2 separate regions of the Homo sapiens genome follow, and region 1 is linked to region 2. The links are chromatin loops, found by intact Hi-C in ENCODE. Cell type or tissue: OCI-LY7. All regions are shown on one strand. Each heading gives the region's core, and the rest is flanking DNA. Links, peaks and the distances in the headings are about the cores only.

What was found. Hi-C counts contacts between places; a loop is a spot of excess contacts. Peaks named below come from ENCODE experiments on the same cell type or tissue, not always from the same donor. Only the 100,000 strongest peaks of a DNase experiment are listed, where the experiment ranks them.
Region 1: a loop joins it to region 2, with 5 times the contacts of the local background. A loop is called at or near these places in 5 of 110 quality-filtered maps.

The regions. Positions count from the first base shown.
Region 1 is chr20:36,750,219-36,758,540 of GRCh38, forward strand. DSN1 (DSN1 component of MIS12 kinetochore complex) reads right to left here. Exons shown (of 11, transcript NM_001145315.2): 8 at 7,869-7,943; 9 at 5,464-5,611; 10 at 4,545-4,632; 11 at 1,577-2,679. The coding sequence ends at 2,570. Among named protein-coding and RNA genes, the nearest start is that of NDRG3, 8.3 kb to the left of the region's middle. In OCI-LY7, for the core only: CTCF peaks have their summits at 4,575 (motif pointing left) and 4,786; DNase peaks (open chromatin) are centred at 4,573 and 7,683; H3K4me3 peaks cover 1,159 bases; H3K27ac peaks cover 2,733 bases.
Region 2 is chr20:36,501,713-36,510,046 of GRCh38, forward strand. All of the region lies in intron 10 of DLGAP4 (DLG associated protein 4), which reads left to right. DLGAP4-AS1 (DLGAP4 antisense RNA 1) reads right to left here. Exons shown (of 5, transcript NR_109939.1): 4 at 7,100-7,113; 5 at 5,990-6,562. Among named protein-coding and RNA genes, the nearest start is that of MYL9, 36 kb to the right of the region's middle. In OCI-LY7, for the core only: CTCF peaks have their summits at 2,757, 4,725 and 4,924; a DNase peak (open chromatin) is centred at 4,739.

The DNA.
Region 1 (8,322 bases), core at 323-8,322, 250 kb after region 2:
GCACTCCAGCCTGGGCAACAGAGGGAGACTCTGTCTCAAACAAAACAAAACAAAAATTAGTCAGATGTGGTGGTGCACACCTGTAGTCCCAGCTGTTTGGGAGGCTGAGGTGGAAGAATTGCTTGAGCTCAGGAGGTTGAGGGTCCAGTGAGCCATGAGCATGCCATGGCACTACTGCCTGGATTTATTTATTTATTTAGCTTGTTTTTGAGCCAGGGTCTTGCTGTTGTCTAGGCTGGAGTGCATAGGCACAATCATAGCTCGCTGCAGCCTTGAACTCCTGAGCTCAAGGGATCTTCCCGCCTCAGCCTCCTGAGTAGCTGGGACTACAGGCATGAGGACTACAGGCACACACCATCAAATTTTAAAAAATTTTTAAATTTTTTGTAGGGACAGGGGTCTCACCATCTTGCCTAGGCTGATCTTGAACTCCTAGCCCCAAGTGATCTTTCCACTTCAGCCTCCCAAAATGCTGGATTACAGGTGTGAGCCACCATGCCTGGCCAGAATAAGAAACGTAAGTAATAAATTAGATGGTGGGTTTTTTTGTGTGTGTGTGGCTTTTTTTTTTTTTTTTTTTTTAATTTTGAGATAGGGTCTCACTCTGTTGCTCAGGCTGGAATGTAGTTCTGTGATCATGTCTTGCTGCAGCCTTGGCCTTCCGGGCTCAATTGATCCTCTCACTTCAGCCTCCCAAGTAGCTGGAAATACAGGTATGCACCACCACTCTCAGCTAATTTTTGTATTTTTTGTAGACAGAGTTTTGGCATGCTGCCCATGGCTGGCCTCAAACTTCTGGGCTCAAGCGACCACTCACCTCAGCCTCCTGAAGTGCCTGGCCTAGTTGGTGTTCTACTGATAATTAATGCAGAGGTATATCTCAACACTACTGTTCACTTCAGCATCTTGGCAAAGAATCCTATTTTCTGTTAAACCCTCCTAGTTTTTTTGGTTTTTTTTTTTTGAGATGGAGTCTCGCCTTTTCGCCCGGGAAAAAGCACTGCCCAGGAGTGCAGTGGCACTATCTCAGCTCACCACAAGCTCTGCCTCCCGGGTTCAAGTGATTCTCCTGCCTAAGGCTCCCAAATAGCTGGGATTACAGGTGTGTGCCACCATACCCGGCTATTTTTTTATAGATATGGGTTACCATGTTGGCGAGGGTGGTCTCGAACTCCTGACCTCAAGTGATTCACCTACCTCGGCCTCCCAAAGTGCTGGGATTACAGGTGTGAGCCACCATGCCCAGCCCTCCCTCTTTTTTTTTTTTGAGACAGTCTCACTCTGTCGCCCAGGCTGGAGTACAAGGGCACGATCTCGGCTCACTGCAACCTCCGCCTCCCGGGTTCAAGCAATTCTCCTGCCTCACCCTCCTATCTGGAACTACAAGTGCACACCGCCACGCCCGGCTAATTTTTTGTATTTTTAGTAGAGACAGGGTTTCACCATGTTTCCCAAGCTGGTCGTGAACTCCTGAGCTCAGGCAATCTGCCCGCCTTGGCCTCCCAAAGTGCTGGGATTATAGGTGTGAGCCACCGCACCCGGCACTCCCTTTTTGTTTATACACTCAAAACATAGATGAAGACAAGGGAAAGCTTTTAATTATGTGCAATTTTATAATACAGATTATAAACAAATAGAACAATGAATAGTAGTACTTACTCCTTTCTTGTCATGAATCCAGGATTTAGGTCAACTCAATATGAAAAACTGAAGCACACTACAGACAACAGGACATAGAGAATGAGTGGTATTTCCTTCAAATTGAACATCTTGTGAAGTGACATATGTATCCCAATGATGCAAATAATGCTCAAAACTTTTTTTTTCATTTTTTTACAATTTTTAATTTTTTTTAAGACAGTGTCTCACTCTGTCGCTCAGGCTGGAGTGCAGTGGCGCAATTAGAACTCACTGCAGCCTCAACCTCCTGGGCTCAAACAATCCTCCCACCTCAGCCTTCTGAGTAGCTAGCACTACAGGCACACGCCACCACACCCAGCTAACTTTTTGTATTTTTTGTAGACAGGGTTTCACCTTATTTCTCAGGCTGGTCTTCAACTTCTGGGCTCAAGCAATCCACCCGCCTCAGTCACCCAAAATGCTAGGATTACAGGCGTGAGCCATTGCGCCCAGCCTCAAAACTCTTCTACCTAAAATCACCTTCAGAGCCATGCTAGAAAATTAGTATCATTCCTTTACAATCGGAATCCAACTTGGCCACTAAAATGTTTCCTTAGACTTGGTCCTAAATGATTTTTGGATTGTTTCAAAACCTGAAAAACACCTTCACAGGATAAAGATAAAAGAATGGGCCACTGGATCTGAAGATCATTTCAAAAAAGAAGTTTGAACTTTCAAGCATTTTGCACATTCCTGGGAAAATTGTCTATACAATATTCATTTGGATGTACAAATTCCATCACTTTTTGAAAAAAGTCAAAGTGTTCTACAGTCAGTCCTGCCAGTTATCTTCAAAGGCAACGAGCAGAAATCACGCAGTCACCACGTGCTGGGGCACTCTTCCCATTCCTCTCCTCTTGGGCACCTTGTGGCAGAAACTCTCATAAAGTCACTGACAAGATCCAGATCCAGATCCATGTATGGCAGGTGGGTTCTGTAGCTGAAGCTTCAACAGTTTTCGAGCTGGTGAGGGATCTAATTGTTGCATGCTTCTCTTTCCTGCAGAGAAAAGAGGCCAAAAAATAAATTTCAATTGAAATAACGTAACATTTATTGAAAACTTAATGTAGGGACATTGTGACACACATGGAAGGGCATTACAAAGACAAATAAGAGAGTCTCTGGCCTCAAGGAGATGACAATTTGGTAAGAATGCCAGCCACAGCTGGGCATGGTGGCTCACGCCTGTAATCCCAGCACTTTGGGAGACCAAGGCGGGACGATTCCTTGAGCCCAGGAGTTTGAGACTAGCCTGGGCAACACAGTAAGACCTTGTCTCTACAAAAAAAAAAAAAACAATTAGCCTAGCATGGTCCTAGCACGATCCTCCAACTACATGGGAGGCAAGAGGATCACCTGGGAGCCCAGAAAGTTGAGGCTGCAATGAGTCATGACTGCGCCCCTGTATTCCACCCTGGGCAACAGAGCAAGACCCTGTCTAAAAAAAAAAAAAAAAAGGGTGGCTCATGCCTGTAATCCCTGTAATCCCAACACTTTGGAAAGCCAACATGGGCAGATCACTTGCGGTCAGAAGTTCAAGACCAGCCTGACCAACATGGTGAAACCCCATCTCTACTAAAAATACAAAAATTAGCCAGGCATGGTGGCACATGCCTGTAATCCCAGCTACTCAGGCAGCTGAGGTGGGAGAATATCTTGAACTCCAGAGGCAGAGGTTGCAGTGAGCCAAGATCATGCCACTGCACTCTAGCCTGGGCAACAGAGCGAGACTGTCTCAAAAAAAAAAAAAAAAAAGAAAAAGAAAGAAAGAAAGAAAGCCAGCCACCACTACAATCACAATACAATGTGATCAATAAGAAGATGGAGGCTGGGAGCAGTGGCTCATGCCTGTAATCCCAGCACTTTGGGAGGCCAAGGCAGGTGGATCACCTGAAGTCAGGAGTTCGAGACCAGCCTGACCAACATGGAGAAACCCCGTCTCTACTAAAAATATAAAATTAGCCGGGCATGGTGGAGCATGCCTGTAATCCCAGCTACTCGGGAGGCTGAGGCAGAAGAATCCCTTGAACCCGGGAAGCAGAGGTTGCAGTGAGCCGAGATCGCACCATTGCACTCTAGCCTGGGCAACAAGAGTGAAACTCCGTCTCAAAAAAAAAAACAAACAAAAAAACCCAAAAAAACAAGATGGTCAGGTGCAGTGGCTCACACTTGTAATCCCAGCACTTTGGGAGGCTGAGGCAGGATGATCACTTGAGCCCAGGAGTTGAAGACCAGCCTGGACAAACAGGGGGACCCCATCTCTACAAAAAAATTAAAAATTTAGCTGGGTGTGGTGGTGGTGGTGCATGCTTTTAGTCCCAGCTACTCTGGGAGCCTGAGGTGAAAGGACTGCTTGAGCCTATCAGGTTGAGGCTGCAGTGAGCTGTGCAGTCATTGTGCCATTCACTCCAACCTGGATGACAAAGCGAGAGACTTTGCCCCCCCAGCCCAAAAAAAAAGTAGAAGAAGAAAGAAAATGAAGGTATGTATAGCCAATAATTTAGGGCTGGAAGGAGGTCAGGAAAAGCTAGGGAGGAGTAATGTCAGTGTCACTTAGTGAATTCTTGAGAAATGAAGAGGGAAAAAGCAATGGGTGGGTATTTCTTAAGTCTTGGATTTACCAAAACAACAACATATTTCATGGGGATTTAATTCTCAGTCTACTGTGCTTCTGTAGAATTTACATCTAGAAATTTCCTATCAACTCTGAGTACCCATAACATACTATTTATTGTGGGGAGAAAAACAAATCACCTCATATAGGTCTTACCCTCTTGGACCATAGGCTTTGAAGGGCAGTTTGTATCCCAAAGGCTATCATGGAAAACAGCCTGAACTCTGGTCCCCTCAAGAGACAAGCTTACCGAGCTGTACTGACACCTTCTGGAAGCACTGGGTACTTTCATCCATAAAGGCCTGCAGCTGTTTCACTGATCCTTGCAGTTCATCCATCTGTAGAAAAAAGACAGCTGTGAGCTGTAAAGGTCCATGGCTTCTTGGATGTTCCTCAAACCTGACAAGCAAGCTCTTGCTCAGGAGCTCTGGGCTTGCTGTTCTTTCAGCCTGGAATGCTTATGCCAGATAATTCTGTTTGTTCCTCCAAAGTCACACCACATTCTTCTCCAGGCTGCTCTATGCTCCAGGAGGCTGACCCATGTAACCTCTACCAACAGGATGCCTAAGTGGGAAGGAGCTGAACGAGTCATCTTGAGTTGGCTCAACTCAGCTAACCATGTGACTTTCTCCCATTAGATGCCACAGTAACTGCTACTCCCTCCTCCCTTTGAGTCCTAGGAGGAGTAAGAGCTCTACTGCCTATAAGCCCCAGGTTACTCCACTAACCCTTGTGGTTCTCCAATACCCATACCTTTCTATTTAGCCTTTCTGAAAATAAACTCTCCTTGAATTGTCCTTTCAAATGCCATCTGCTTGCTATTAATACCTGGTTTGACACAACACTACTCCCTCAAACGTCCTCATGGCTCATTTCCTTCAAGTCTGTTGAAATGGCACCTCAGAGGAGCCTTCAATAACCTTGCTATATAAAATAGCAACCCACCAACCTCCCTATACTGTCTGTCTCTCTTACCCTGCTTCATCAGCATTTACCACTATATATTCATTTGTTTATTATTTTTTAATTGTCTCTCCATGTTTTCCTAAGGTAGAGTTGAATATACATATTCAACTTACACTTATACATTTCTCCAGGTCTTTTAATTTCCAAGGATTACAAGGTGGCAAAGCTGGATAACTCAACTAAATAAACATGAGCCCACTTACCACCAACTCCATACAGTCAAAGACTTTGCTCTGGTTCTGTAATATTTTCTGGTAGTCAGGTTTTGTATTAAGAACTTCATTCTGAGAAGACCCAAGATATGTCATAGGTTCCACTTTGACCTCAGTAATTTTGGCCTCAGTTGATCCTCTAAAAACAAAACACAAGAGCTTTTGAGAGATTCTGTAATTATTTTCTGGAAGAGATACCAAAGATTATCCTATAAAGCTGAATCAGTATTCCTCCACTCTACGCTAGCTATAGGCTCACTTCTTAACAGAAAGGTTTTTTTTTGTTTGTTTGTTTGTTTTTGAGATGGAGTCTCACTCTGTTGCCCAGGATGGAGTGCAGTGGTGCGGTCTCAGGTCTCGGCTCACTGCAACCTCTGCCTCCCGGGTTCAAGCAATTTTCCTGCCTCAGCCTCCTGAGTAGCTGGGATTTCAGGCACCTGCCACCATGCCCAGCTAATTTTTTGTATTTTTAGTAGAGACGAGGTTTCACCATGTTGGCCAGGCTGGTCTCGAACTCCTGAACTTGTGATCTGCCCGCTTCGGCCTCCCAAAGTGCTGGAATTACAGGCGTGAGCCACCGCGCCTGGCCTTAACAAGAAGTTCTGAAACAATTGTCTAGTATTCATGTCTTTATACCTCCGGACTCCAGGAAATGCTGGAAGCTTCCAGTCAGTTGAATCCACTTAATAGTAAGGTCCATATACCAGAAGGACTATACTTGGGAGAGAGTGAAGCCAAAGCTTACTATCCTAAAGTCAGTGTCTATAATTGTTTACCAAAACATGCTGGCCTACTTCAATTATCTAAAATAACTGAACAGGACTGAGAGTTCATGAAAACTGATGAACAACAACTTTAATAACAACAACTACTACAATTTACTGAGTGCTAAGTATATGCCAGATATTACTGGGCACTTTACATTTAACCTAATTTGACACAATAACCCAATGAGGAAGGTACTAATATCATCCCCATTTTCAAATGAGGAACCTCAGGCTCATTCAAGACTAAGTGACTTGCCCAAGGTCACAAAACTAAGGAACAGTTAGAGTCTGAACAGACAGTCTGCTTCCAGAACCATTCCTCTTAACCTACAAGCTTTGCCACAAAAGATTTTATCTGAAACTAGCATCTTACACATTATCTATCTTCATAAATACAGTATGTAAGGGGTGAATAAAGTAACTGATAACCATCATTACCTGGATTGGGGAAATTTTTCAAACCATGCTCCTCAAAGCCCCTCTCTACTGAGAGGCCACTTTTGTAATTAGGGTTTTGACTAACATTTTGTAGTTGGGATTCTAGCTGATTCTATCTCAAAAAAAAGCTTAAAACCATGGTTTAAATGTTCAACTAAATCAAAATCTAGCATTTTCTGGCCAGGTGCTGTGGCTTACACCTGTAATCTCAACACATTGGGAGGCCAAGATGGGCAGATCACTTGAGGCCAGGAGTTCACGACCAGCCTGGCCAACATGGCAAAACCCTGTCTCTACTAAAAATACAAAAATTAGTGGGGTGTGGTGGAGCATGCCTGTAATCCCAGCTACTCGGGAGGCTGAGGCAGGAGAATCGCCTGAACTAGGGAGTTGGAGGCTGCAGTGAGCCGAGATCGTGCCACTGCATTCCAGCCTGGGCGACAGAGCAAAAAAACAAACAAAAAAACAACAAAAAAACACCCAGCCCAGCCTGGCCAACATGGTGAAATCCTGTCTCTACTAAAAATACAAAAATTAGCCACGCATCATGGCAGACACCTGTAGTCCCAGCTACTCAGGAGGCTGAGGCAGGAAAATTGCTTGAACCCGGGAGGCAGAGTGAGCTCAGATGGCGCCATGCACTCCAGCCTTGGCAACAGAGCGAGAGTCTGTCTCCAAAACAAAACAAAACAAAACAAAACAACACCTAGCACTTTCCTACTTTTCCTCTACCTTCAAGACCCAAAGATCCTCTCTTTCCTCAATCTTCCTCATCACCCACTTTCATGTCTTTCTGTCTCCAAGAAGGCCCTGGCCAAGGGCATCCCCCAAACCTGCAGCTCATAGGCCATGTGCTCACTGAAGCCCCTTGGTTACTGTTCTTGGCCCAACCCCAGGCTGCCAGATACAATGCAGAGATGTGTCTGTCTCCCCCAGGATATGAAATGTTAGCCAAGGACACAGAACAGAAACAATTGTGTTCTTGGACTGAAAATAGTGACACCAACTCTTCCTTCCTCTCACTCACTTCCCGTTTCTGGTCAGAGAGTGCTAATACACACTACAGAATTTGATGAGCTTATTGGCCCGTGAGAAAGGATTCATCTTTCAATTTGTGCTAACAGAACTGAAATAAACACCAATCAAACTCCATAAGATTTTTAAAGAGTTTTTACAGTTCATAGATCTAACCTGGACAATATCTCTTTAGCCTCCTGCTGGTAGTGAAGCAAGAGCTGATCCCAAGTCTGACGTTCTAAAGAAAACCTGTAAGAATCAGGAAAAAAAGTTCAGTTAATTTTTATAATCTTATTCTGAATCACTCACAGTAACAATAAGTATGTGAGGTGTACAATCTGGATGTAAAATGTGAGTTGACAGGTCATTACAGGGTTAGAAAGCCTGACCAATTCAGAGAATATTTAATCATATCAAACCTGAGTTCTTCAAGTCAAATTAATATTTGTATTCTCTAGACTCCATTCTATGAAATTGATCATTAGTAGAGTCCATAAAAATCTCAATATGCAGCCTTCTAACTTCTAGTATTGATGCACTAATGCTGACTCTCCAAATACAATGCTTACTATTCATTTTTTCCAAGTTAGTTAATTTCCCCAGATGGGAGAACGAATTTAGATTTTCT
Region 2 (8,334 bases), core at 253-8,252:
ACATCCCATACATGATGGAGGGGGCCCTGAGGACAGCAGCCTTTGATGATGCAGAAGACTCATCAGAGTCATTGTTTTCACTGTCCTCTAGGCCAGTTCCCCGCTTTGATGTCACACCCACTAGTGCAGGGGAACTGTTGTGAGGAAAGTACCTAGTAACTTTTTACAATAATAGTATTTTAAAAAATCAAAACAGAGACAAGGATCAGAGAGCATTAAAAGGCTTCTAAGAGAAAACATCCAGCCCACCGCCCTACCTGGGCCTTTCCCCACTTTCAGTTTTTACTAGCTGTATATTCTGGTATTTGTCTTCATATATCTTTTAAAAAATGTGACTGATTATATTTCCTCTTTAAAATTAATCATCATTTCTATTAATTTCCTGTTACCATTGGCATAGATGAGTGTTTAGCTCTCACACAACCTCTGTCTCCCTTTCTCCCACCCTCTGTGTACATCACAGTTTATGATAAATAGTAATCAGTGTTTCTGTTTACTATGAGTATGTAAATATTGTTTATTGCAGAGCCTAACAGTATATTATTATTGCGTTTTCTTCTTTTTACATTTTGTTTTTCCTAAAACGAATTGTTTGCCCTGTTGCCACATTTAAAAAATACACTCCATTTGCTAAATTTTAAAAAAATTTTTTAAGAGACATGGCCTCACTCTGTCATCCAGGTTGGAAGTGCAGTGGCATAAGCATAGCTCACTGCAGCCTCAAACTCCTGGGCCGAAGTAATCCTCTCACCTCAGCTTCCTGAGTAGCAAAGGACTACCACAGAGTGCCACCATGCCCAGCTAATTTTTAAATTTTTTTGTAGGGACAAGGTCTCCCTGCGTTGCCTAGGCTGGTCTCAAACTCCTGGGCTCAAGCCATCCTCTTGGGTTGGCCTCCCAAAGTGCTGGGATTACAGACGTGAGCCACCACACCCGGACAACAATTTCTATATAAATATAAAAATGAAGTTAAAAATAATTTTCCCTCAGAATCTTAAAGGCACCATCATTTTTTTTATTTTTATTTTTTTGAGACAGTCTTGCTCTGTCGCCCAGGCTGGAGTGCAGTGGTGTGATCTCAGCTCACTGCAACCTCCACCTCCTGGGTTCAAGTGATTCTCCTGCCTCAGCCTCCCGAGTAGCTGGGATTACAGGTGTGTGCCACCATGCCCAGCTAATTTTTTGTATTTTTAGTAGAGATGGGGTTTCACTGTGTTGGCCAGGCTGGTCTCAAACTCCTGACCTCAGATAATCCGCCCGGCTTGGCTTCCCAGAATGCTGAGATTACAGGCATGAGCCACCATGCCTGGCCACCTTGTATTAATTTTTAAAAGTAATTTTCTCACTTCTATTTGTTCTGTTGTCTGGCTCTAGAATTTCTGTCAGTTAGTTGCTGTACCTGCTGTGTGGATCCTCAGGCTCTCACCTTTTCTTCCTCATGTTTTTTGTTGGACTTCCTCGAAGGTTTTCTTTTTCTTTTCTCTTTTTCTTCTGCCCTGTGATGGCTTTACTGAGATATAATTCACATACCACAAAATTCACCCTTTTAAAGTACACATTTAGTAAACTCACAATGGCACTTAGTGTATTCACAGTGTGGTGCAACCATCACTACTGTTTATTTTAAGAACATGTTCATTGCCCCAAAAAGATGCTCTCTGCTCATTAGGAGCCGCTCCCACAGCCTTAGGCAACCTCTAATCTTTCTGTCTCTGGATTTGCCTATTCTGGACATTTCATATAAACAGAATCATACCATATATGGCCTTTTTTTTTTTTTTTTTTTTTTTTTTGAGACGGAGTCTCGCTCTGTCTTCCAGGCTGGAGTGCAGTGGCGCGATCTTGGCTCACTGCAAGCTCCGCCTCCTAGGTTCACGCCATTCTCCTGCCTCAGCCTCCCCAGTAGCTGGAACTACAGGCGCCTGCCAACCACGCCCGGGTAATTTTTTGTATTTTTGGTAGAGACGGGGTTTCACCATATTAGCCTGGATGGTCTCAATCTCCTGACCTCATGATCCGCCCACCTCAGCCTCCCAAAGTGCAAAGTGCTGGGATTACAGGCGTGAGCCACTGCACCCGGCCCCATATTTGGCCTTTTGTGTCTGGCTTTCACTTGGCATGTTTTTGAGGTTCATCCATGTTGTAGCATATGCCAGTATTTCATTCCGTTTTGTTGCTGAATAATATTTCATTTCACACTACATTTTATTTATCCATTCTTCTGTTGATGGACATTTGGGTTGTTTGTACTTTTTGGCTATTATGAATAATACTGCTAGAATATTCATGTACAAGTTTTTTATGGATGTATATTCATTTCTTTTGGAGTAGAAATGCTAGGTCAAACTTCGATTTTTGTTTTCCTTTTTTTGTTGTAAAATATATATAACATAAAGTTTACCTTTTAACTGTTTTTAAGTGTGCAATTCAGTGGCATTAATTATATTCACAATATTGCACTACCATCACAACCATCTATTTCCAAAACTTTCATCTAAAACATAGAATCTACCTATTAAACAGTAATTCCCCATTATCCCCTCTGCCTAGCCGCTGGTATCCTCTACTTGCTGTGTCTGCGAATTTTCCTCGTCCTTTTGTGTTTGGCATGTTTTGAAGGTTCATCCATGTTACAGCATTTTCATTTTTATGGCTGACTAGTATTCCATTATGTGTACAATATATACCACATTTTGTTCATCTGTTGCTGGGCACTTGGGTTGTTTCCACCTTTTGGCTATTGTGAGTAATGCAGCTATGAAGACTGGCGTGTTTGAGTACCTGTTTTTAATTCTTTGGGGAGTGAAATTGCTAAGTTATCTGGTAACGCTATGTTTAACTTTTTGAGGAATGGCTGAACTGCTTTCCATAGAAGCTATACCATTTTACATTCCTACCAGCAAAGCACGAAGGTTCCAGTTTCTCCACATCTTCACCAACACCTGTTATCTTCTGTCTTTTAAAAAAATTCTAGCCATCCTAACGGCCATGAAGTAGATGAAGTAATATCTCATTGTCATTTTGATTTGTATTTCCCTTATGATATTGAGCATCTTTTCATGTGTCTGTTGGTCATTTTTATGTCTTCTTGGAAGAAATGGCTAAGGCCTTCGCCCATTTTTTAATTGGGTGGTTTGTCTTTTTGTTACTGAGTTGTAAGTCCTTTATATATTATGGGTGCTAGACCCTCATCATATATATGATTTGCAGATACTTTCTCCCATTCTGGAGACTGTCTTTTCACTTTCTTCCTGGTGACTTTTGATGCACACAGGTTCTTTTTTTTTTTTTTTGAGACGGAGTCTCGCTCTGTTGCCCAGACTGGAGTGCCGTGACGTGATCTTGGCTCACTGCAACCTCCGCCTGCTGGGTTCAGGCAATTCTCCTGCCTCAGCCTCCTGAGTAGCTGGAATTACATGTGCGTGCCACCATGCCTGGCTAATTTTTTGTATTTTTAGTAGAGACGGGGTTTCACCATGCTAGCCAGGGTAGTCTCGAACTCCTGACCTCATGATCTGCCTGCCTTGGCCTCCCAAAGTGCTGGGATTACAAGCATGAGCCACCACGCCTGGCTGACGCACAAAGGTTCTTAGTTTTGATGAAGTCCATTTTTTCCTTTTGTTGCTTGTGTCTCCACTTATTTTTTTAAATTATGAGCATATATTAATAAAAATTTAAGATAAACAGTTGAGGCACTGAGAAGCTGACTGGCAGTTTTGTGTGGGTAGGGCTTGTTTTAAGTAGGCTTTCTATGGACCCCTTCTTAGAATAGTGGTTTTAGGCTGGGTGTGGTGGCTCATGCCTGTAATCCCAGCACTTTTCGAGGCCAAGGCGAGAGGATCTCTTGAGCCCAGGAGTTCAAGACCAGCCTGGTCAACATAGCGAGACCCCCATCTCTATCGAAAATATAAAAATTAGCCAGGCATGATGGCATGTGCCTGTCATTCCAGCTATTCGGGAGGCTGACAAGCGGGGAGGATCACTTGAGCCCAGGAGGTCGAGGCTGCAGTGAGCCAAGATTGGGCCACTGCACTCCAGCCTGGGTGACAGAGTGAGACCCTGTCTCAAAAGGAAAAAATCATAAGGAAGAGAAAATATACTTACTGTTCATTAAGCAGAAGTGGATCGTCATAAAGGTCTTCCTCCTTGTCTCCACATTGAGTACACTGAGGAAGAGGAATGGGGAAGAGGAGGAATGTTGGTCCTGCTGTCTCAGGGGTGGCAGATGGGAAGAAAATTGATACATAAGTAGATCTTTGCAGTGCAAACCTGTGTTGTTCAAGGGTCAGCTGTATTTCACCATATATTCAATATAAAACTATTGCAATATCTTATATTCCTTTTCATAGTAAGTCTTTAAAACTTAGTGTATATTTTACTCTTACAGCACATCTTAATTCAGACAAGCAACATTTCAGGTGCTTACTAACGACATGTGGCTAGTAGCTGCTGTATTGAGCACAGATTGAGACAGTAAGCCTGGGGCAGGGTGCACAGATTGCTTCATGCCAATAGGGTGATTCTGTGGATTTGATTCCCTTTAACTTTCCTTTACTATACTTAATTCTAGTTATTTCTAGAGCAAGAAGATGTTTACCTGCAAAGGAAATTATGTCATACCAAACGATATTGGTATTACCTTCCTGTCTACCTGGGAGGGAAGAGGTCTTTTATGATGTTTCTGGATAACCACACCAGAACTCCTGCAGTTGAACATGAACTCTAGAGGGGGCCCTTTTCATAGCCCTGTATCAGTTACTGTAACTTACAGACAGATGGAGTCACATAGCTCATGTCCCTTATCCAAAATACATAGGTCAGGGAACTCAGCAGTGCCCACCCACCCAGGTGGCTGCCTGTATTGACTGAATTTTGCATTGCCCTCTTGTCTAAACCTGAAGAACTTTAAACTTGACAATGTTCTTTTCAGATAATTTATTTTTCTGAATTGTGGTTAAATATATATAACATGAAAATTACCATTTCAACCAAGTTTACAGTCTGTGGCATTAAATTCACACTGTTGTATAACCATCACCACCGTCCATCTCTAGAACTTGTTTTGTCTTCCCCAGCTGAAATTCTGTACCCATTAAACACTAACTCCCCATTCCCTCCTACCCCCAGCCACTGGCAGCCACCACTCTACTTTGTCTCTATGAGTTTGACTATTCTAGCTACTTCATGTAAGTGGAACCATGCAGCATTTGTTCTTCTGTGACTGGCGTATTTCACTTTGCATAATGTCTTCAAGGTTCATCCATAGCATGTGTCACAATTCCCTCCCTTGTTAAGGCTGAGTAATATTCTATTGTATGTAGAGACTACATTTTATGTATCTATTCATTTGCCAATGGATAGGTGGATTGCATCTACCTTTTGGCCGTTGTGAATAATGTTTCCTGTCTCTTAAGAATGATACTCTTCATTGAAATTGCAAGGCTCTCTGATTAAATTCTGTACATCCACTCAAGGCCCTGACTTGTGGGCACAAAAGTTGTTTTTTTTTTGTTTTGTTTTGTTTTGTTTTTGTGAGACAGAGTCGCACTCTGTTGCCCAGGCTGGAGTGCAGTGGTACAATTTCGGCTCACCACAACCTCCGCCTCCTGGGTGCAAGTGATTCTCGTGCCTCAGCCTCCTGAGTAGCTGGGATTACAGGCACATGCCACCACGTCCAGCTAATTTTTGTATTTTTAGTAGAGACAGGGTTTCACCATGTTGGCCAGGCTGGTCTTGAACTCCTGACCTCAAGTGATCTGCCCACCTCGCCCTCCCAAAATGCTGGGATTACAGGTGTGAGCCACCACACCCAGCCGTGGCCACAAGTTTTAAGGTCACCCCTCTTAAATCTGTGAGGAACTCCACCAAGGAGATACCATTCGTAGCTGGGCCTCAGAGAATATCTACAGGCTGGGGGAGAGGAAAGGCATTCCAGATGGAGGGAGCAAAGACACAGAAGCAGGAAGGGCATAACAAGTCACGCCAAACCTAATGGCACAAAACAACCATTTTATTATGGTCACAGATTCTGTATGTCAGCAGTTCAGAAAGAGCGTGGCAGGAACATCTTGTTTCTTCTCCATACAGCCTGGGGCTTCAGATGGGAAGGCTCAAGGGCTTGGGGTGACATGACACCTGAGGTATGGAATTACCTAAAGGTAGTTAACGTGTGTGCCTGGCACTTAAACAAGGATGACTCAAAGGCCAGGACTGCCAGCCACAGCCCCTGTGTATGTCCCTCCACGTGCCTTTGCTCCCTCGCAGCATGGCAGCCTTCTTGCATGGTGGCTCCAGGCCCAAGTGTGTGTTGAACCCTGAGGCTGCATCCTTTTCTGACCTAGCCCTGGAAGTCACGTAGTAACTCTTCCACTGTATTTGACTGGTTACAAGCAAGTCACAAGCCCAAGGCGGGGCTTCAGGTTGAAGGAGGGAAGTATTAGACCCTACCTCTTCATAGGGAAGTATCAAGGTTTCAGAAGAGGAGGAGGGACAGGAGAGACTGTTGGGGCCTTCAGAAAATACAATCTGCCACAGCAAAGAAGCAGTTACATCCACTGTTAAGCTGCAGTAAAAAGAACAATTTTATATTGAACGCTATGTCTTGAACACTCTGTCTACTTTGATACATAGAGATCTAGTTCATTTCTGTTAAATTCATACACATATACTACATTCCCTTTGACCATTTTCCTACTGATGTTTCAGGGTTCTTTTTTTTTTTTTTTTTTTTTTTGAGATGGAGTTTCTCTCGTTACCTAGTCTGGAGTGCAATGGCGCGATCTCGGCTCACCGCAACCTCCACCTCCCGGGTTCAAGCAATTCTCCTGCCTCAGCCTCCCAAGTAGCTGGGATTACAGGCATGTGCCACCACGCCCAGCTAATTTTTTGTATTTTTAGTAGAGATGAGGTTTCTCCATATTGGTCAGGCTGGTCTTGAACTCCCGACCTCAGGTGATCCGCCTGCCTTGGCCTCCCAAAGTGCTGGGATTATAGGCGTGAGCCACTGCACTGGGGCCATTTTGGTGTTTTCAGCGTTTCATCAACACTCTGGTGCATGTCTCTCTGCCATGAGGTGGGAGAACTTCTCTGGAGTACTTACCTTGGACAGAATCACTGGATGGGAGGAAACACATATTTTAATAAATGCTGTCTGATTGCTCTCCAAAGAGGTTATATCAGTTTATCCTTACACCAAGTGTTTGAAAGTTGCCATTTCCCTAGTATACTTACTGATACTTGATCTTGTTGGACTTTAAATCACTTACTTGGTAAGTGAAAAATTAAAACCAGTTGATTTATTTCACATTTACTTGGTTACTAGAGAAGCTGTGCATATTTTAATTTTATTTATATTGGCCATTTAAACTTCTGTGAATTACTTGTATACTCTATTCATTCTTCTATTGGATTCTCAGTATTTTTCAAATTGTCTGGGCATGGTGGCTCATGCCTTTAATCCCAGCACTTTGGGAGGCTGACGTGGGAAGATTGCTTGAGTTCAGGAGTTCAAAACTAGCCTGGACAACGTAGTGAGACCTCATGTCTACTACAAATGAAAATTTAAAAATAAACAATTGGCCAGGCGCAGTGGCTCATGCTTATAATCCCAGCACTTTGGGAGGCCGAGGCGGGAGGATCACCTGAGATCAGGAGTTTGAGACCAGCCTGGCCAACACAGTGAAACCCCGTCTCTACTGAAAATACAAAAATTAGCCGGGCGTGGTGGCAGGCGCCTGTAATCCCAGCTACTCGGGAGGCTGAGGCAGGAGAATCGCTTGAACCCAGGAGGCAGAGGTTGCACTGAGCCGAGATCACACCACTGTACTCCAGCCTGGGTGACAGAGCTAGACTCCATCTCAAAAAATAAATAAATAATAATAATAATAAATTAGCTGAGCATTGTGGTGTACACCTGTAGTCCCAGTTACTCAGGAGACTAAGGTGAGAGGATTGCTCGAGTGTGGGAGAGTAAGGCTATAGTGAGGTATGATTGTGCCACTGCACTGCAGCCTGGACAACAGAGTGAGACCCTGTCTCAAAAAAACAAAAAGTACTTTAAAAATCAATTTGTAGTTCTTTATATATATGGATAGTTACACTGTGCCTATTATAATATGACGAATATTTTCTGCCACATTATTGCTTGTCTTTTTTTTTTTTTGAGACAGAGTTTTGCTCTTGTTGCCCAGGCTGGAGTGCAATAGCGTGATCTCAGATCACTGCAACCTCTGCCTCCCGGGTTCAAGCGATTCTCTTGTCCCAGCCTCCTGAGCAGCTGGGATTACAGGCATGCGCCACCACGCCCCACTAATTTTGTATTTTTAGTGTTGGTCA